Linked DNA regions of Homo sapiens: all the other regions are linked to region 1. The links are chromatin contacts, found by Hi-C or POLR2A ChIA-PET in ENCODE. All regions are on one chromosome and are shown on one strand. The core of a region is the stretch at or near the end of the contact, and the rest is flanking DNA. Distances in the headings are between cores, read along the strand shown.

What was found. Hi-C counts contacts between places; a loop is a spot of excess contacts on that map. ChIA-PET counts read pairs that join two places held with the same protein, here RNA polymerase II (POLR2A). Pooled maps may share reads with other maps.
Region 2: a loop to region 1 is called in a pooled map, with 6 times the contacts of the local background. The contact joins the enhancer-like site here to the promoter of ATP9B in region 1. A Hi-C loop is called at or near these places in 7 of 50 pooled maps.
Region 3: a map of naive thymus-derived CD4-positive, alpha-beta T cell shows a loop between it and region 1 (14-fold over the local background). The contact joins the promoter of TXNL4A here to the promoter of ATP9B in region 1. A Hi-C loop is called at or near these places in 1 of 168 maps with a recorded cell type or tissue (naive thymus-derived CD4-positive, alpha-beta T cell), 2 of 37 single-sample maps with no recorded cell type and 14 of 50 pooled maps.
Region 4: a loop to region 1 is called in a map of ascending aorta, with 5 times the contacts of the local background. The contact joins the promoter of SLC66A2 here to the promoter of ATP9B in region 1. A Hi-C loop is called at or near these places in 4 of 168 maps with a recorded cell type or tissue (CD4-positive, alpha-beta T cell, ascending aorta and naive thymus-derived CD4-positive, alpha-beta T cell), 4 of 37 single-sample maps with no recorded cell type and 22 of 50 pooled maps. POLR2A ChIA-PET finds 5 or more read pairs at or near these places in 1 of 52 experiments (activated B cell).
Region 5: a loop to region 1 is called in a map of ascending aorta, with 6 times the contacts of the local background. The contact joins the enhancer-like site here to the promoter of ATP9B in region 1. A Hi-C loop is called at or near these places in 2 of 168 maps with a recorded cell type or tissue (ascending aorta and tibial artery) and 6 of 50 pooled maps.

What each region holds. Positions count from the first base shown.
Region 1 is chr18:79,067,181-79,071,565 of GRCh38, forward strand. It overlaps ATP9B (ATPase phospholipid transporting 9B (putative)), which reads left to right and starts at 2,214. Exons shown (of 30, transcript NM_198531.5): 1 at 2,214-2,349. The coding sequence starts at 2,231.
Region 2 is chr18:79,640,784-79,644,652 of GRCh38, forward strand. It overlaps CTDP1-DT (CTDP1 divergent transcript), which reads right to left. Exons shown (of 5, transcript NR_136643.1): 3 at 1,088-1,356; 4 at 385-516. Among named protein-coding and RNA genes, the nearest start is that of CTDP1-DT, 37 kb to the right of the region's middle. Within about 2 kb of position 2,433, at least 5 of the 41 ENCODE cell types and tissues checked have a DNase peak (open chromatin) inside an H3K27ac peak, as active enhancers do.
Region 3 is chr18:79,987,202-79,991,131 of GRCh38, forward strand. TXNL4A (thioredoxin like 4A) reads right to left here and starts at 1,362. Exons shown (of 3, transcript NM_006701.5): 1 at 1,039-1,362. The coding sequence starts at 1,191. RefSeq lists silencers at 1,175-1,414, 1,455-1,744.
Region 4 is chr18:79,950,137-79,953,941 of GRCh38, forward strand. It overlaps SLC66A2 (solute carrier family 66 member 2), which reads right to left and starts at 1,517. Exons shown (of 6, transcript NM_025078.5): 1 at 1,445-1,517; 2 at 588-889. The coding sequence starts at 790. LOC124904336 (a long non-coding RNA gene) reads left to right here and starts at 2,673. Exons shown (of 2, transcript XR_007066429.1): 1 at 2,673-2,943; 2 at 3,140-3,805. RefSeq lists silencers at 799-918, 959-1,038, 1,359-1,868, 1,999-2,048.
Region 5 is chr18:79,587,395-79,591,693 of GRCh38, forward strand. It overlaps LOC284240 (a long non-coding RNA gene), which reads left to right. Exons shown (of 4, transcript NR_148949.1): 4 at 1-1,624. Among named protein-coding and RNA genes, the nearest start is that of CTDP1-DT, 90 kb to the right of the region's middle. RefSeq lists an enhancer at 3,023-3,862. Within about 2 kb of position 1,962, at least 13 of the 41 ENCODE cell types and tissues checked have a DNase peak (open chromatin) inside an H3K27ac peak, as active enhancers do.

The DNA.
Region 1 (4,385 bases), core at 964-3,463:
TCAGGAGATGGTGTTGTCACTGTCAGTTGTTGAGTGAGGGTACACTGTCAGTTGTTGACTGAGGCTGAGGAGATGCTGTTGTCACTCTCAGGTGTTGAGTGAGGGTGAGGAGATGGTGTTGTCACTATCAGTAGTTGACTGACAGTGAGGAGATGCTGTTGTCACTGTTGGAAGTTGAGTGAGGGTGAGGAGAAGGTGTTATCACTGTCAGGTGTTGAGTGAGAGAGAGGAGATGGTCTGTCACTGTCAGATGTTGAGTGAGGGTCAGGAGATGATGGTGTTACTGTCAGTAGTTGAGTGAGGGTCAGGAGATGGTGTTGTTGCTGTCAGTTATTGAGTGAGGGTGAGAAGACGGTGTTGTCCCTGTCAGTAGTTGAGGGTCAGGAGAAGGTGTTGTCATTGTCAGTTGTTGAGTGAGGGTGAAGAAATGTTGTTGTCACTTTCAGTTGCTGAGTGAGGGTCAGAAGATGTTGTCACTGTCAGGTGTTGACTGAGGGTCAGATGGTGTTGTCACTGTCAGTAGTTGAGTGAGGGTGAGAAGATGCTGTTGTCACTGTCAGTAGTTGAGTGAGGGTGAGGAGACGGCGTTATCACTGTCAGGTACTGAGTGAGGGTGAGGAGATGGTGTTACAGTGCCAGTGCTGTGAGAATGAGATGGTGTTATCAATATCAGTTGTTGAATGTGGGTGAGAGATGGTGTGAACAGTGTCAGCGGCTGAGAGTGAGGTAGAGAAATAATGGGTGAGGCCATTGTCAATTAGGAGGCCATTGGCGTCTTTTGAAAGTAGTTAGTGTCTGTGGAGTGGCATGTATTCAGGTTACATGAAAAGCAGCTGAGAAGCAAACTGGCAATCAGAGTGGCAGCAACAAATTAAGAATATTCATATTCATAAAGACCATTTTTTATAATGAAAAAGTAATACATGCAGATGGGGGAAGATCACCTGAACCTTGAGAGGTGGAAGATGTAGTGAGCCGTGATCAAAACATTACACTCCAGCCTGGGTAACAGAGACCCCATCTCCAAAAAACAGAAAAGAAAAGCATTTATAAGTTCATGTTGAACAGTGTTTCAAACACATAGACAAAATTTATATGTCATGAAAATGGAATATCAGAAAAACATTGTTTAAAAAAACACAAAGTGAGTAAACCATTAATACGTGAGGTGAGCGGTGCATCAGCTTGCCGGCTTCCAGCTGCAGCGGGTGATGGAGGTGGAAGGGAGCTGTCCTCGGGACAGGAAATGAAACAAACCCAACCAAAGCCGTGTATTCGTTTATTCAATATCGTTTTGCTTTCTTGTGTAGACTGAGGGTGTAAACCTCGTTTCTGACAGTCGCCTATAGGACTTTTCAGCAGGCTGTGGGCCTAGAGGTGGGGGATGTGGAATCAAGCTAAAGACCCAGAACCAGAGAAAGAAGGAAGCAGCAGTGAGGAAGCAGGACAAGAACATCTCGGAAATTCAGCCCGGCGCGGTGGGCGCGCCTGCAGTCGCGGCGCTTTGGGGGCCCGGGCCACGTAGCACGACCCTGCCTGTGAACGCACAGACACCAGCGGTTCCAAGGGCGCGGGCAGGAAGCGGGCACCGAAGGCAGGCTGGAGAAGCGCGGGGCGGAAGCAAGAAGCCGCGCGGCGAGGAGGGCGCGTGGGGCCCCACACAGCCATGGGGCGCGCGTACTACTGGCAGCGCAGGCTCTGGACCGCTAAGGAGGCCGCGCGCGCCCACGCGTGTCCCCGGCAGAGCTTCCAGGAGACGGCTGCGAGGCCCTTCCACCCGCGGACCAGAGCGCGCCGGGTCGAACCACGACCCACGTGCAGGCCCTCGCGCGCTACCGGAAGGCCAGCCTGTGGCGCACGCGCGCCCCGCCCCGCCGATCGGTGACGTCATCGGGCCCGTCACGAGGCGGGGGCGGGGCCTCGGAACGCGACGCCCCCCGTCCCAGCTTTAGCCACTCGTGACGTCATTGCCCGGACTCCACTGCCTCCTGCGCCGCGCTTTTGCCACCCTGGGCACGTCATCGTGCGCCGACGCCAAACGAGGGCGGGGCCTAGGGACGCCACACCTTCCGCGCCGCCGCTCGTTACGTCATCGGACCTCGCCGCTTGGCGGAGGCGGGGAAGGCCCGCAGGCGGCGCCTCAGCCGGGGTTGGCGCTGAGGGGAGAGGGCGGGGAAAAGGTGGCGAATTGAGGGGAAAGTGGGAGGGGCGGGAAAGGGGCGGTCGGAACATGGCGGACCAGATCCCGCTTTACCCGGTGCGTAGCGCAGCGGCGGCCGCAGCCAACCGCAAACGCGCGGCCTACTACAGCGCCGCGGGGCCCAGGCCGGGAGCCGACCGGCACAGCAGGTAACCGAGGCGGCACTGGCCCCGTTCCCCGCCGACGCTCCCCGGGGCCCCCAGCCCACCGCAGGAACCCGGAGCCGGGCGGGTCTGGGGTCGCTACCGGCGCGCCCCATCTGTTCGCTGGGAGCCGGGAGTCCTTGGCGTTCTGAGCGCGCCGCAGCTGTGGCGTCCGCCGGTGGTGAGGGCCGCGGGCAGCTGCCGGGGCGAGCGGCTGCATCCCCGGGACGCCTGGGCCGAGCGTAGGAGCCAGAACGGGAGCAGAGAACCGCGGTCCAGTGTTGAGGGGTGGCTGCTCTCCTAAAGTAAACGGGGATCAAAAGTGCTAACTTCTCGGATACTTCAGAGTCTCCGAAACTTGTTCTTGTAGCCCTGTGAATTGTGAAGGTGACGGATGTAACTTTTAATTGCTTTGTTAAAAACACACTTCTTATTGAAATGACTTCTCTTCGACATTTCGATATCTTTGCTAGGCACACTTTTTGTTTAAACATATATATACAAAGTGCTTTTTGTCGACAAGTAATTTTGCTTTTACGAAAGGGAAATGGGGTATTGAGAACGGTTAACTTGTTTAGTGGGGTCACAGGTTAGCAGTAGAATTAGTGTACAGACCTTTCATACTCGAGATTGCATTTAGCTCATATTTAACATTTCTCATTCAAAGAAAAGAAAATTTTAAAAAGTGTTGCTTCTTATAGTTTTTGAAGTTTTATTCCAGAGGAATTGTCGAAAACATAATTTCACTCAATATGTAGTTGCTTCAGAATTTGAGTTTTTGAATAATTTTTGTTTTCGGCCATTTGAGAGACTAACATATAGCTCAAAGTACATACTGGAATGTTATAACGCTGATTTGAGTGTTTACCCACTAGCGATTTACTCTCGGGTAACTTATTTAAACTCAAGCCATGGTTTCCTCATCTGTAAAATGCTGGATAATATTTTTTCTTACGGGATTATTGGAGATTACAGTAGAACATGTGTAAGGTGCCCTTTTTTCAGTGCTTGGTTGGAAGTGGGTTCTGGTGTTACCTATAACAGTAATTGTGTTAGTAAATCTGTTTAATTTTAGGAGTTCTTTAGTTGGAAATGTGCCACCTGTTTCAAAATAGGTTTCCATCACAGATTGAATCCATTTTTGCCTCATGTACTTTGAAGCACTGTCATGTGGTGCACGCACATTCAAGATTTTTTGTCATCTCGGTGGATTGTTCCTTTCATTGTTAATGTTCCTCTGTCTCTGGTAATTTTCTTTGCTCTAAAATCTTTATTAGATATTGATGTCGCCATTTATGCTTTTTTTTGGATTAATGTTTGCATGGTATTAGCTTTCAACTTACCTATGTTGAATTTGAAGTGAGTTTCTTGTTGGATCTTATATTTTTTATCAACTATGCCATTCTCTTTTGATTGGCATATTTACACCATTTACATTTACGATAATTACTGATATGTTAGAATATAAGTGTGCCATTTATTATCTGTGTTCTGTTTCTTCTGATTCTCATTCTGATTCCTGTTTCTTTTTTTTTTTTTTTTTGCCACTTTTTGGGTTACTTGGACACTTTTTTGGTATCCCTATAGTGTGTTTGAGATTAGGTGTTGGTATAGTTTTTACAGTGCTTGCTCTGGGTATTACAATATACAAATGTGACTTATCACCATGGTGTATTGCTGTATTTCACCACTTCCAGTCAAGTGTGGAAACCCTTCTTTCACTTAGGTCCTCACTTTAAGTATCATGTCCTGGGTATCAGATGGTGTTACAGTTTTTGTGTCAGTCATCAAATATGGTTTATAAAACTCATGATGATAAAGATAGTGTATTGCATATACCACATACGCATATTTCCCCTTTTTCTATTGTTCTTCCTTTTTTTTTTTTTTGAGACAGGGTCTCACTCTGTTCTCCTGGCTGGAGTTAGTGATGCGATCGTAGCTCATTACAGCTTTGATCTGTTGGGCCCAGGCAATCCACCCATGTAGCTGGGACTATAGGCACATACCACCATGCCTGGCTAATTAAAAAAAATTTTTTT
Region 2 (3,869 bases), core at 1,183-3,682, 570 kb after region 1:
CCCCAGATGCCCACCACACCCTCCTCCCGTAACAAGTAGCCACAGTGAAACTTTCCAAATCCCCAAATAAAGCCGCAGTGCGGAGCGAGTCCTGCCCGGAATGGTGGGCTCCTCTGCTGTATTCTTAAAATTGAGGTAAAACATAAATAACATAAAATGTGCCATTTTAACCATTTGTAAGGGCACGGTCCAGAGGGCTAAGCACATTCACGATGTTCTGTGCAGTCCTCACCACCGACCGTCTCCAGCACTTTCTCATCCTCCCAACCTGAAGCTCTGTCCCCGTGAAATGCTCACTCCCCTGCCCCGGCCCCCGGCACCCCCACCTGCTTTCTGTCTCTATGGACCTGTGGACTCCAGGGACCTCCTGTGAGTGAGACTCACACGTGATTGTCTTTACTGGGCATGATGTCCCCAAGATTCATCCATGGTATAGCCTGAGTCAGATTTTCCTTCCTTGTCCAAAGCTGAATATTCCACTGTAGGACGGATCACGTTGTGTGGGTTCATTCCGCCCTGGATAGACACGTAGGTGGTGTGTGCCTTTTGGCTTTTGTGAACAAAGTTGCTGTGAACATGGGGGTGTAGGTGCTTCTTCGATATCCTGATTTCAATTATTTTGGGCCTATGCTCAGCCTTCACTGTATTTTAACATGATTTTATCTTTCTTTAAGCGACTTTTTACATACGTCCATAAAATTTTAACTTGTTTAGTTGAGCGGTAACTGTAATTACAGTGGACCCTTGAGGAATGCAGGTTTAAACTACATGGGTACATTTATTAAGCCAGTAGTTTGCACATGGCAGGTCCTCCTGGCTGCAGGGACTGAGTGTGGGGACTGGTCCCATATTCGAGGTTCTGGGACGCGTCCCCCAGGGACATCAAGGGACGGACAACTGTGCCATTTTTCATATTTGCCACCAGCACCATCTCTAACTGGGTTTTCTGCTAATCAACGCCCCTGATTGTCAGGAGGAGAGGAGACCGGGCAGTGAGGCCCCAGTGCAGACCCCGGGCAGGCTGGGCTCACTTTAGCCTCCCCAGGCTCCCTCCCAGCCTCCTGGCCTCGGGTTCCAGGCCTCTTACCATGAGGACGATGACAGGCCCGGAGCTCCCGTTCTGATTTAAAACTGCGGACCCAGCCGAGACCCTGCAGGGCCTCCAGCCCCACCTGCTCCTTCCAAGCCCGGTCTCAGCCCGGTCAGCGCCGCCCCCTCCGCCCTGAGGAGGAACCTGGCCCTTCGGAAGTCTTCCACTGTGTTCTCTGGGGAAACCACGGCGCCTCTCTTGCCAAAGCCTGGTTCCTTCTCTCCCTCTTTACCAGGCTGGGTTTTGCCGGCATTGTCTGTCGGATGCTATGGAGATGGGAAAATGAATTTCATCTTTCATCTTGCACACACCTGTCTGAAGGCCCAATGTTGCCCTGGTGTGGGGACAGCGAGGGGCAAACTCGAGAAGCCCCTGTGGACGCACAGGTGGCCTCGTGACACCCCCAGGGGAGGCGCCCCAGACCCCCCCCCCCCGCCCGACGCCAGAACCCACGGGGCGGGGCCTCGCCTGGAATGGGGCATCCTCTCTAGAGGACTTGGGATACCTCGAACTATGCAATGCGGTGTAAATACTGTTTACACGGTATTTTATTGGGTTTTTTTTATTGTTGTATTGTGATTTTTCTTCCCCTCTGGGGTTGGTGGAACCCTCAGTTGCAAACAGGAATGCAGAGGTGGATGGTGGTTCCACGATTTGGAAATCATGAAAGACTACAGAGTCCTGCCAGCTTCTTGGTAGAACTTTGTTTTTTATAAGCTCGATAGAAGATCTTATTAGCTTGATGATTCTTTGAGACCAGGTGCTATTCTTATCTAATTTATTTATTCATTTATTTCCTCAACAAATATTTCTTAAATGACTTTTATATTCTCCCCCAAGCATCTTAAGCAGATGCTTAATAATAGGAAATAACACTCCCTTTATACAATAACATTACGCAACGCCATCATTTGTTCTCATAAAGGCAATTAGTGCATGAATTTCCACCCCCACCCTCAAAAAATTGCAACACTGTGTGCGGTGGAGAAATCCTGGGCTGTCTCAGGTTTCCTCACTCCACACTCTCCCCAAGACAAAGTGGGTAGTTACCGCGCTAGAAGGTGGCCAAGAGCATGTGAGTCTACAGGCAAGTACCTTACTCTCCTGGGGTGAAAATAATTCGGAGAAAGTAGAATATATGAAAAGAAAGTGTGGAGTTAAAGAACCAAAGCTCACAGACCATCTCCCCAGTAACCAGAGTTACTTAAATGCTTTGAATGCCACTTCTCTCATCTAGAAAATAGGGGTGAGGCCTCTAACTTCCCAGGACTGCCGCCCACGTCAAACCCTACCCCGAGCATGTGAAGCCTCTGAGGCCTGCGATTTTGGCTGACAGAGGCACAGGCGGAGGCCAGGGCAGCGTGGGGAGCAGGAAGCCCCCGTGGCAGAACAAGAAGCTCCCCGTGGGGGAACAGGAACCCAAGCCCCATGGGGGAACAGGAAGCAGGTGAACTTGCTGCCTCCCCTCCCAGCTGGTGCGTCCCCAGCAGACAGAGGCCCCAAAACACCGAGTGACTCAACCTACAATCAGGCTTGTTTCCAAAACCTTGATTTCCAGGTTTCAAAATTGTAAGCTAAGCCCCGTCCATGGCCATGTGCCGCCCAAAGACCCCCCTCAGCCCCTCAGCCTGTATTCTTGCCCCCATAACTGCAAGCACTGCCCGGGATGGCCAGTTCCATAAAGAGCCAGCTTCCTGATTGCATTATCCGAGGACGAACCTCCCCAGGACTGAGGAGTTCGTCCCCCGCGGCTGATCACACAAATGGATCAAGGGCCTCCTGCTTGGAGGCCGGAGGGGAGAGCAGGTGAGACAGAGTCATCGATTCCCAGGCAACGTGGAGCACACATCTGCGCCTGGAAGGGGGCTGTCCCATTCTCGTGGAAGTCAAGGGATTTTTACTTCATCCTCCCACAGGCATCCTTCCTGCGCTGTTTCAGAGCCTAGAAGCTGGGGTGCCCCACAGGACTTGGCCATGTCTGCACCTCAACCGACAGTCACTTAATATGTTTCTCGAATTAATTTTAAATGTAATTTTGCTTTTCCACTTAGGCTCATTGTAAGTAAAACGAGTGACATCATGGACTAATGTGCCTGTTATATTACTCTCTGTAACACATTCGAATTAATGTATAATAATACGTAAGAAATAACTAGTAAAATAAAGAACGTGTGTGCACATTCTTCCTAAAGAGCCTCTCTTGCACGGACAGGACTAGGCATAAGGTATTTGGGGAAACTGTCTCGCGAGAAGTGAGGGGCGGAGGCAGGTGTCCGGAGGCCTGCAGGTGCCACGGGGCTGAGGCCGGCCTCCTGCGCGGAGTCCCTCCCTCTGACCTCCCCGGGGTGCGAGCCCCACCTGCAAGGCGGTGGAGAGACGTCTCCATCTAGTGGCCGCCTGCTTCCATTACACTGGGAAGCAAGTTCCTGACCCTGAGGGTCCCGGGTTCCTTTTGGTGATGAAAACCCTCCGGAACTGAATAGCGGTAATGGCTGCACAACCTTGTAAATATACTAAAAACCCCTGAATTGGGCATTTTAAAGGCATGAATTATATGGTACGAGTTATATCTCCATTTTTAAGAGAACTTTTGTGAAAGGTTTCAATATATGAGCAGAAAAACCTTGTTCACGTCTTCTTATGGTGAAATGAAAGCATCTGAAGCACAGTGAGTGTGTCTTTTTTACTTTGTCCAGAAACATGAAGTTTAAAACATCCAGGGACCACAAGTCTTCGAGATAGAAATGTTTCATTTGTGCTTTTCTGTAAGCCACAGCTA
Region 3 (3,930 bases), core at 112-2,611, 920 kb after region 1:
AAGGGAGTCTTGTAATAACTAAAATATAACAACAGTTCCTAACTTCATGCCTCTCCTACTAAATAAGAAATAGCAAAAATTAATAAATGGCAGGCCAGATAGTCTTTCCTTTCCTGAATATAAAATATGTCCTTACATCTGTTACTCTTTACTCAAAGGAGTTATTTTAACCCAGGCCTACTTTTTAGCATCTGTGAAAGAAAAGATAGCTTCAATGTTACTTTTACTCTTCATTAAAAGGAATAACCTCTCAAATTACTTATGGAAAATTAATATGGCAAATATTTTATTAACACCCTAGTATTTGTGCCCTTTGCCCTATTGCTACAGCTGCAAAACCTCAATAAAAGTCATCCTAAAATTGCTATGAGGAACCACAGAAAAAGAATGAAATCTGGTTATAAAATAGTGTCCTACAACTTTTATTGTCAGCAAGTAAATGCCAAGACCACTCAGTGTACTAATATTAGAAATTCAGAGAACTAATTCTAACAAAGCATATTTCTATTTTCTCCTGATGTTTACTGCACCTCAATCACTGTAAGCTGTAAACCACATGACTCACAAAAAGCGTGGTGGGATAAAAAAACACACCCACAGAAAAGCAGGATTTCTCATGCTATGAACATGAAAGTCCTGCTTTATGCATACAACGAATAACTCAGGTACCAAAAAAAGACGTCCTTTTAAATTAAGGATCCGCGCTCTCAATAAAACCTGCAAGTGCATTTTGTTCACTGAACTATAAGTTTGGGAAAAACGCCTTATCAACAGAAATAATTAATTCATTTGAGAGGAGGGGGATCATAAACCCTTTAAAATATGAAAAACTACAAGAGCTCCCCGCAGAAAAAGGCGTGAAACGCCGGCACAGTCCCCGAGAGCGCTCGACCGCAGCGAGGGGAGGAATCGCCTGAACGACGGAGCCGCGGCCCCTCCTCGGGGAACAGCTCGCGCCCCCAGGCGACGCCGGCAGGGCAGAGGCGCGGGGCAGATGCGGAAGCACAGCCCGCAGAGCGGGAGAGTCCGGCGCGCTACCTTCTCGGCGATGCTGTACAGGACCTCGTCCATCTTCATGCACGTAGGATCCCAGTCGTGGCCGAAGCGGATGACGACCACGCGGTCCTCCTCCGAGAGGATGGCCTGGTCCACCTGCCAGCCGTTGTGCAGGTGCGGGAGCATGTACGACATGGCGGCCCGCGCGCTCGCCGCCGCCCAAGGCGGGGCGCCAGGGAGGGCCCAGCGAGGTGGGCTCAGCCGGCCCCTCACTCCCCGGCCCCCGCCGCCCCCGGGCCCACGGACGAAATCCGGTCCCGCCCGCACACGCAAACTCCGCTGGGACTGCCACCCGGCAGAACGTCTGGGCGCGCACGCACCGACGCCGTGCGTGCTGACGGCATGCGCGCGCGCTAGCGCCGTGCGTGCTGACGGCATGTGCGTATAGGCGCCGCGCGAACGTGTAGTTGGCCGGGTGGAGCGGCGGCGACCTGGGCACCGTGGAGCGCCGTTGGTTCCGTCATAGCAGCTGTCGGAGTGGGGGTTCCTCCCCAGCGTCCAGGCGGCCTGGTGGTCCTGAGAAGCCCCGGGCTCGCCGTGCCCTGCCCCCACGCTCCCGCCCCGAGGCCGCCCGCCGCCGCCCGGGCTGTCCTCCAGCCACGGATGGGGACGTCCAGAAAGGCCCGGAATGCCCGGCACTGCGGCTCGTTTTCTTCCTTTCTGGTGCTTGTTTCTGTGTGTTACTAAGACAGTTCATGTGTGTCATTTGTGAAACTTGATCATAAAAATGTGTCGTTGTTGCCATACCCAACCACAGCAGAGTCGAGCAGCGGGGTAGGGAGGAAGCACTGGGCAGGCCGTCCTTGAGGAATGTCACCATCAGGCCGGCTGCTGAGCTGCCTGTTGTAACCTGAAACCAGGTTTTTTAATTTGTCTTTTTATAAAGAAAAAAAATTTTTTTTTGAGACGTGCAGTGACGTGATCTTGGCCCACTGCAGCCTCCGCCTCCCGGGGTCAAGCGCTTCTCCTGCCTCCGCCTCCCCATAAGCTGGGACTACAAGGCGCCAGCCCGGCTAGTGTTTTTTTGTACTTAGTAGAGACGGGGTTTAACCATGTTGGCCAGGCTGGTCTTGAACTCCTGACCTCAAGTGATCTGCCCGCCTCGGCCTCCCAAAGCGCTGAAATTACAGGAAGAAGCCACCGCGCCCGACCTAAAGCCAGTTTTATTCCATAGCTTCAGCATAACTTCCACCTCCAGGACTGATCTGGCCCCCTGGCTTCGCTCACCAGTCAGAGCTCCCCAAACCCTTACTAGTGCCAGTGAACTTTCTCAAAGAGAAATAAGTTAATATTTCTCTTTTTAAAATAAAACCTCTAACCTCTGTTCTTCTGAGAGAGCACTTTGGGTTCATGCTGGAGACTCCCTGGTTTGCAAACTGATATTGATAGTAAAACTCTTGTCTACTATCTAGCTATCCTGGTGGTCCTTTAGATGACAAATTTAAAACAAATCACGCCCGGGCGCGGTGGCTCACGCCTGTAATCCCAGCACTTTGGGAGGCCGAGGCCGGCGGATCGCCTATGGTCGGGAGTTCAAGACCAGTCTGGCCAACATGGTGAAACCCCGTCTCTACTAAAAATACAAAAAATTACCCGGGCATGGTGGCGCCCGCCTATAATCCCAGCTACTAGGGAGGCTGAGGCAGGAGAATCGCTTGAACCCAGGGGGTGGAGGTTGCAGTGAGCTGAGATCGCACCACTTCACTCCAGCCTGGGTGACAGAGTGAGACTCCATCTCAAAAACAACAACAAATCACTATGCAGATGCTGTGGTGTCTCTCAGATGGGCTGTGGCATGGTGAGAACTACAGTCTGAAGAGCCTGCTGGCATGGGGATTGAAATGGGTTCCATGTTTGGTTTCCTCTGGGACACAGCACCATAAGGTGCTTTGATAATATGCACCCACAATTTAAATACTAGAATCACAAGTGCAGCTCACTGCCAGATTAAGCTTTTTACATAATACAGAATATTTCCCAATTATATACGAAATGCTTTATTGTAATGAAACAATTTCAGGTTGGTAGGATATTAGAGATCATCTAAATCTCTTTCATTTTATAATTGAGTAAAGCAGAGGCACAGAATATAAGCATAGTGGTTAACAGTGAGGGTTTTAGTTACATAAAGGCGTGTTCAGGTTCATCTGTGCCTTGCATAAGTTATCTCAACAAACTTCAGTTTCCTCATCCATGAGATGGGATGATAAAACAAAATCTCCTGTACTTCATTGGCACCAGGTACACACTGGAGAAATCTGAGCCCTTACTAAGGTCAGGCTATTGCCTTCTAAAAAATTCCTTACCGTCATTTTGGTAGTCACTCATTTCAGATACAAACACAGTTGCTTAACACATCACAAGCATTTTATTCACAGGAGAGTTGTTCCAAGCTAAGGCATAAGACTCAAATGTCCCCAAATAATTTATTGAAACTCATTTTTTATTGTGTTACTTATAACAAGATTTATCGCCTTAATTTTTAAGGACATTAAGTACATTCATATTATGCAACCATCACCACTATCCATCTCCAGATAAATCTTTTCTTTAATAAAAACTTTTGGCCGGGCGCGGTGGCTCACGCCTGTAATCCCAGCACTTTGGGAGGCCGAGGCGGGCGGATCACGAGGTCAGGAGATCGAGACCATCCTGGCTAACACGGTGAAACCCCGTCTCTACTAAAAATACAAAAAAAAAATTAGCCGGGCGCGGTGGCGGGCGCCTGTAGTCCCAGCTACTCGGGAGGCTGAGGCAGGAGAATGGCGTGAACCCGGGAGGCGGAGCTTGCAGTGAGCCGAGATTGTACCACTGCACTCCAGCCTGGGCGACAGAGCCAGACTCCGTCTCAAAAAAAAAAAAAAAAAAAAACTT
Region 4 (3,805 bases), core at 267-2,766, 880 kb after region 1:
TTCGAGACCAGCCTGGGCAACAAAGTGAGACAACCCCCCACTCCCCTGTCTCTACAAAAAATACAAAAAAAACAATTAGCCGGGTGTGGTGGTGCGCCTGTGGTCCCAGCTACTCGGGAGGCTGAGATGGGAGGATCACCTGAGCCCAGGAACGTGGAGACTGCGGTGAGCTGTCATGTCATCATGCACTTCAGCCTGGACCACAGAGCAAGACCCTCTCTCAAAACAACAAAGAAAAACTATACAACATGAAAAAGGAGGGCAGGAACGGCTCCTCTCCACAGGCAGGCCTAGGCCAGTGCCCAGCTGAGAGGTCCCTGCTAAGTACCCATGTGGAACATCATGCAAGGAGGCGGATCTGGAGATTTTCTCTGAGATTCTGTGCTCCAACCCCACCGTTTTTCTGGAAAAATAATCTCACCCTAAGAAGTGACTTGCCTGCAGCCACGTACCCCATCCACGGCAGAGTGGGACGCTGGCCCAGCAGGGAGGTGTGGACCCTGCTGCTCCCCCGGCCTCAACCAGAAACCCCAAAGGAGAAACCCTCTTCTCCGGGTGCAGCCCAGGAAAGCAAGCCCCCAACTTACCAGAAGAGTATCCGCAAAATGTTGGCCACCAGCAGCACCAGGCACACGTAGGTGGAGAAGCCGTCGGCGTTCTGCGTCCTGCGAATGTCCCGATACTGCGGGACGTAGGGCACCACCCCTCCGAAGACCATGGCCGCGGCCGCGCCCCAGGACACCAGCTGGTGCAGTGGCACCAGGAGCCAGTCCAGGCCCTCGGCCTCCATCGCAGCGCCCGCCTGGCCGAGGCTGTCACGGGCTCCGCGCCCCGCGGGCCACCGGCCGCCTGCTCATCGCCGCTCCGCGCGCTCCTGCGGCCTCGGGGCCTGCGGGGAGCGGGGAGCTGCTCGAGTTCCGCCCAGGGAGGCTGGGGCGGCGCGCACGGACCCGACCCGACCCGCGCCAGCCGCAGGACCCGAGGCAGAGCGGGGGCGACCGGGGCCCGGGGCGCGCGAGGAGCGGCCCCTGCCTGGGACGGGGGGGTGTCTGGGGGTCCCGAGACGCTCCCGGAGGGGGCTGGGGAGGGGTCCCAGCGCCGGGGTCGAGGACGGGCGAAGCCCCTGGGGTCACCGCCCGGGTGCGCTTAGCCGGCGGGGGTCCACGCGCGCCCCGGGATGGGGTGGGGGAGGGGGCGCAGGGCCCAGGATCGGGGCGCACTGTTCGGGGGAGGGTCACAGGGCCTAGCATGGGGGCGCACGGCTCGGGGGAAGGGGGCGCAGGCCCAGGATGGGGGCGCACGGCTCGCGGGAGGAGGTGCCGGGCCGGGGACCCCACAGGACCAAGCCAGGGGACTGAAGGCCGCGACCAACTGCCCCGGCCCTGCGTCCTCGGCCGCCCTAGGCCGCCCCCCGAGGACCCCGCGCCGCCCCCGCGCTCCTTACCTGCGCCCCCAGCCCCGCGCCCAGCGCCCCGCGTCCCCGCGCCGCTGACCCGCGCGCGTCTCGGCGTCAGTCCGCTCAGGCGCCGGGAAACCCCGCCCCGTGACGTCACAATGCCGGGCCCCGCCCACGCCGGAGCTGCGCGGAGGCGCCGCGGTGTCCTAGAGCGCGCTGGGCAGGGCGGGCGCAGGCGGGGCCGGGAGCCGGGGCTGTCGGGGCGGTGGGGGCGCGTGGCTCCTCCCGCCCGGTCGGGAAATACCAGCCGGGCGGGGCCGGTCCCTCAGGCCTGGCGCCCACGTTAACCCGTCTCCAGCTGTCCCGGCGCGCGGCCATCCAAGCGGAGGGCGTCGTCCTGGAGGGCCGGGGGCGCGGGGTCCGGACGCCCCTCTCACGCGTGTCCTGAATGCGGGCCACCCGGGGACGAGTCTCGTCCAGCTCTGTCCTGACCCAGGAGACCCGGGGACCCGGCTCGGAGTTTGCAGCGCCCAGAGGCGGCCGGGGTCTCGGGAAACGGAGCGCCCCCCGCGGGTCTCCGCTCCGATGCAAGTGCCCCACGAGCAGATGCGCCGGGGCCGTCGCCGGGGGGCCGGCTGGACGCGCGGCCGTCACCGTGGCCATTGTCATTATCGTGGTTGCGGCCACGGTCGCTGTCGCTGCAGAAACGCGGGGCGGCCTCTCCCCATCCCCGTGTAGTTCTCCGGGCTGAACCGTTGGGCGCCTATTTGCAGAAAAGGCAGCTCCTGAGCCTCAAGACAGACTCGGGGGCCAGGCGTGCGTGAAGCCCGGGCCCTGCTGCCGGCCTCGCGTGCCAAGCCAACTCCGAGCCCCACACCCGCCCGCGGGGAGCTGCCCTCGCCCGGGACCCTCTTGGCCCGCGCGGGTGAGGACTGAGGGCGAGGGGCGCGTGGATGAGGGGCGCGCGGGTGAAGAGTGAGGGGAGCGCGGGTGAAGTGTGAGGGGAGCGCGGGTGAGGGGTGAGGGGCGCGCGGGTGAGGGGTGAGGGGAGCGCGGGTGAGGGGTGAGGGGTGAGGGGAGCGTGGGTGAGGGGTGAGGGGTGAGTGATGCGCGAGTGAAGGGTGAGGGGCGCCTGGGTGAGGGGTGAGGGGTGAGGGGCGCGCCGGTGAAGGGTGAGGGGAGCGTGGGTGAGGGGTGAAGGGTGCGCGAGTGATGGGCGGGTGTGTGTAGGGTGAGGGACGCGTGGGTGAGGGGCGCGGGGGTGTGAGGCGAGGGGTGCACGGGTAAGGGGCGAGCCGCGAGGTTGAGGGGTCCACGCTGAGGGTTGCTTCCCCGCCAGCCGCGGCCTCTTCTCCACGATCCCGGCCCCCTGCCCCCTGCCCCCTGCCCGACTGGTTTTATGGGGGATCATAAGGACAGTCACCACCTAACTAGGAGCAAATCCCCAACAATCGAGGAAACAGGGCGCTCCTGCCTTGCGCCCCCAGGCTGGCGTTGGAACTTCTTTAGAGCCAGCGCTGCGGAGCCCCAGCACCAGGAACGTAGAGGTGAGTAAAAGGCACAGCAGGAAGCCTGGGAGAGAAAAAGCAGCTGCCCCTGCTCAGCCGCGCCCTAGCCTGAGCCCAGCAGCCTTTGGGATCATCTGTCCTCTCTGCCCTGGAGGTTGGAGTAAGCTCCGGACCTCCTTGACCCTCACGGGAGCACTGGGGTCCCAGACGCTATCCTCGGTTATCTTAAATCCAGAGGCTGTGGAGGCATGGGGCAAATTGTGCCCGCAGCCTGGGGCCTAGAGCTGCATCTGTGCACGGGGCCTCCAGGAGCCCGGCTCAGTGGACGAAATCTGGCATGCTCGGACGTCACCCCACAGGCCTCACGCCTCAGAGGCACCCCGAAAGGTGAGTTGATGACTGCAGAGTGAGTTTGTACCTTTTCGAACACCACCTGCCGGGGGTCCGAGCCCCCACCCCCAGTCTACATCAGCCAATCACAGCTCATTGCAGGTGCTGCGCTTGTCACATAGCTTCCTGCAAACAAGAGAAGCCGACCAAGCCATGCACAGCTGGAAAATGGCCCTTATAAAGCCATCAAGTCCTAATCCAGGCAACCTGTAAATATTACCTCGTATGGGAAAACAATTTTTTTTTCTAATGTCATTAAGGATCTTGAGATAGAGAGATTGTCCTGGATTATCCAGGTGGGCCCTAAACACTGTGGCTCACGCCTATAATCCCAGCACTTTGGGAGCCTGAGGCAGGTAAATCTCTTGAGCCCAGGAGTTCGAGACCAGCCTGAGCAACATGGTGAGACCTCGTCTCTACAAAAGATAGAAAAATTATCTGGGCATGGTAGTGTGCACCTGTAGTCCCAGCTACTCCTGAGGTGGAAGGATTGCTTGAGGCCAGGAGGTTG
Region 5 (4,299 bases), core at 712-3,211, 520 kb after region 1:
GCCCACCCAGTGGGCACCCCGTAGATGGGAGCAGCTCTCCGTCTAGCACTTGGACTGCTGGGCTGAGTCATGGCTGCAGGCAACGGCTTAGTGGCATCTCCCAGGTGCCACTGCAGGGATAGCCTCTGTGTCTCCAGGCTCTGCTGTGGCCCCGCGGAGCCAAGCTTACCCATGCCGCTGAGTCGGGGGCTGCAGAGGCCTGTGCGGGCTGCGGTGGCTAGACCTGGGCCTGGCTGCTCAGATGCTGCTGGAACCCTGCTCTCAGCCTGGAGGCTGGCAGGTCTGCCAGGGGCCAACGGGCAGGCATCGCCCGTCTGAAGCTCTTTGCCTCTGAAGGAGCTTCAGCGCCAGCCAGGGGCAGTTTATGAGAAATTCAGAGAAACATGTAGGCTTCTCTGTGTCTTCTGAAGAACTGCCAATGCCTCACCCACCTCTGGCCAGAGGACTCTGGAAAACTTGCGTTTCTGGTATGTATAGAAAAGCGACATGCTAAGCCGCAAAGCCGCCCCCTTCAAGACGCAGCACACGCAAGGCTCACCCTGCCACGAGCACTGGTACCGGCTCACTTTCCGCTCTGCTCGGCGGGACTCCGGCCAGGCCCAGCGTGCAGCTGCAGAAAGGTTTAGAGTGAGGCTTCCACTTCACTCTCCGGTCCAAGAGTTATACTATCTGGTGGAAGTGTTTCTTTTTCCTTTTTTGGACAGTTAAGCTACAGCGATGGGCCAACTGGCACCAGTGTGGAGAGACAGGTATTCCTCACTTTGTGGCACCAACGTGGTTCTGGCAAAGTGGCCTCTTTTCCAGTAAAACAGTCTTCTCCCCTCCCTCGCCTTCCATTTTAGGACCAGTGGTTTGTCCCTGGGGAAGCAACCCCAATTACAGCCAGCTTTGCCATCTGTGGAAATAGCCTGGTCACCAGAGGCACAGAAGCCAGATGCGTGGCCATGCCGGCGGCAGCACCCGCGGCAGCACCCGGGGCAGCCCCTGCCCCCGACCCATGAATCTCAGTGTCCCCCAGGCCGCCCACGTCCCACTCTGCCCAGCCTACACCACCTCCCTCACCGCAAAGTGCCCGCTCTGCAGCTCCATGCCCCTGCCCAGTGGAGCCTCAGCCCCGTCCCACCTGCAGCATGCCCAGCCCAAGTGCCCGAAACCCAGAGCCTCGGACTCAGGGCAAAAGGAAGCCGCCCCATTCCACCACATCAGGGTCTCCACTGTGCTTATTTAGAGCAGAGCACAACTCTCCTTGCGTCTGAGTCCCTTCACACAGGTGACTGAGAGGCTCAGGACAGAGCATTGCAGGGGAGACAGAGGAGGGGCTCGGCCTCGCCAAGCAGCTGGCTCTATTCATTTAGCAGAACCGCTGCCCCACCCCCTCCCAGCCCCTGCACGGAGGGAGGCCACTGGGGCCGGCCCGTCCCCAACTTCTATTTTGTTTTCGCCAGAGCCGCCTCCAGACTCCCTCTTCACATTTTATGTCAACTCTGGGGCCCTGCTGGCTGAAAGTGAGTTCTGTTTTCCGGCAGCCCTGTGGCTTTTGGACTCGGCCTTGAAATTAGTTCATGGCGACCCAGGCACACATCGCGCTGGGAAGCCACGTGGGAGCCGTGCGGGTGGAGCGGCCGCCACAGCCAGACTGAAATGTAGCACAGCGCCTGGGCCTCGTCAGGCCTTTATGACAGAGTGTAAAGGGAATTGCTGCTTAGTCACCAATTTGCTTGGCAAGATTGGATGGATTAGGAAACACGTCGAAGGTCAGACAGTAGGAGTTTGTCTAGACGCTCTATTTTGGACTCGGCGCTGACCCGAGGTGTTTCTGTAGCAACCTTTACAACACTGCTATTCTGGCAATATTGGAGAAAACATGATCCCTCCCATCATCAGGTAGGGCCCGCTCTGAAAATCCTCGCCCCATCGCTGGGTTTGCTGAGGCGCCTCCAACTCCATTTAGGACGAGGAAGCCCGACGGGGAGGCCCCTGGGAGGGACCGGCTGCTTGGGCGGAGGCCAGGCCTCGGGAAGCTTGTCCAAGGCTCACAGGGAAAAGCGCCAAGAAATGGAAGTGGCTCATTTTTCCTCTGGGCCTGAGGGGAAGGTTTTGATTTTACAGCCGCCCCTAGTCATTTCTCACAGGTTTGAAGCAGACCTTTCCAGGGACGGGGGAGGGAGAAGGGAGATGGGGAAGGATGGGGAGACGCCGTGAGGAGGCAGCCACCTCCGGGGATCCCCGGAAGCCTGGACGTGCTCTGCCCGGTGGTTCTGTCCCCAGGGAACACGTGGTCATGTCTGGAGGCATCTGTGGCTGTCACAGTCATGGTATGGGGTGCTCCTGGCATAGAGGGGTGGGGCTGCTTCCTTTTGCCTGTCCCTGCTGCCCTCCCCGCCCTCCATGTCTCCCTGCCACCTGCCCTGCCCTCCCCACCCTGCATGTCTCACTCTCCATCGTACCTGAGGGCCCTCTGCCAGCTGGGAGAGGGGACAGCCCAGGCTTCAGTTTCCCTGCATTTCCCCGGGAGTAGGGGAGCCACGAGCAGTCCGTAGGTTCCCTCTTCCTCCCAGGGCCTCAGCACCAGATCCTGGAGCTCCGGACCCCGCAGTGGGTTCCCCAGCCTCACAGCCCTCCTGGGGCCCCACAGGGGAGGGACGCAAAGCTGGCTCTGCAGCTCCTTAGCGCGTGACCTCTGGCAACTTCAGCCTCTCCTGCCTCAGTTTCCCGAACTCTGAAGGGAGGGCGAGTGACACGATGATTCCTCAGCAGAGACCCCAGGCCTCTCTCTCCCACTGACCGCCCAGGGGAGTGAAAGTCCAGGACTCCGTGCATGCCTGGGGACCCGGGCAGTGGGGGAGCAGAACCGGGGACCCGGGCAGCGGGGGAGCAGAACTGCAGGCCCGGCCGCAGCACCTGCCCACCTTGCTGGTGAGGGGTGAAGGCTTCCAGGCCCTGGCCTCCACATCCAGACACCACCCTCACCCGTGCAGGAGCGGGACTCGAACCCACCTCTCTCGCCTCCTTGTGCTGCAGGGAACATTCAAGTCCTGATGTGGACTCTGTCCTGCTGCAGCAGGAAATCCAGAGATGCCTCTGCCACCACGGCAACGGGCTCTGGCCAGAGCAGCAGGAGGGAGCTGGGCCCACATGGCCGTCACCGTGGTTTGCCCACAGCTGCTGTTTCTGAGCCGTCACAGGGTCAGGGGCATCCAGGGAACACGCTGAGATGCAGCCTCTGCTGCAGCCCGACAGATGTGTAGCTGCTTCTGGAGCACGCCCGGGGAACACCCTTTCTTCCTATGGATGCCAGCTGGACTCACTGTGCAGACAGGGCCTGAACCAGACCAGAGGCACTGGCTTCTAGGCGAGGGACCTTCTCAGCACGGGACCTGCAGCTGCCTTTCCCACACTCACACAGGCTCTTCCCATTGTCCTAAGAACCCTGTGGAGGTACAGGCAGGGGTTATCCAAATGCTGACTCATGTGAGTCCGACAGGAGCATGGTGCCCGCCCGAGGAGTGTCGACCTCACGCTAGCCACTGTGATTATTGTCACTGTTACTGTGTGAGCTGCTCTGTTCGGGAGGGGAAGCCACGCTGAGGAGCAGCTGGGACACGTGCCTGGCCCTGCCCTCCAGCTGGCCTCCGTTCCACACATGAGAGCCTTGCCTAGAAGGCCCTTGGTGGTGGGGGGGGTGGGGGTTGGTGCCTGAGCCCCCCACCCTGCAGCTCTCCTCATTCTCGTGCAGTAGGTCCCCTTTGCTGTTGGACTTGCAGCTTCTGCAGGCAAGAACAAGGTGACGTCCCCTCCGTTCTCCAGCAGCAGCTGTGGGCCCACTTGGGGTAGAAGTGAATGAATGAGTGACAAACTGAGGATGCAGATGCCTCGGCTGCAGAGGAGCAAAGACAGACATTTCATTTGAAAGCTCGGAAACCACACAAGCAGGAAAAGAATGAAACGAAATATTTAAAGTGTTGAGAAAGGAAAAAATAGACCCCAACCTACAATTCTGTACCCTGTGAAGTTATCCTTTAAAGTGAAGGAGAAAAAAAAGACTTTCCCAGAAAAACAAAACTTGAGGGAATCAGTTGTCAATAAACCTGCCCTGTGAGAAATGAGAAAGGAAGCTCTTTAGAGTGAGAATACTACTCAGATCCAAAGACAGGAAGAATATTGGAAGAGGAAAAAGTAAAGTAAGATAAAAACACTGTTCCGATTCTCCACTGATCTAATAGATAAGTTTGTCCAAAGTAATAGCAACAATGCATTTGGTCATGTGTGCTTATATACATTAAATATGTATGCTGACAT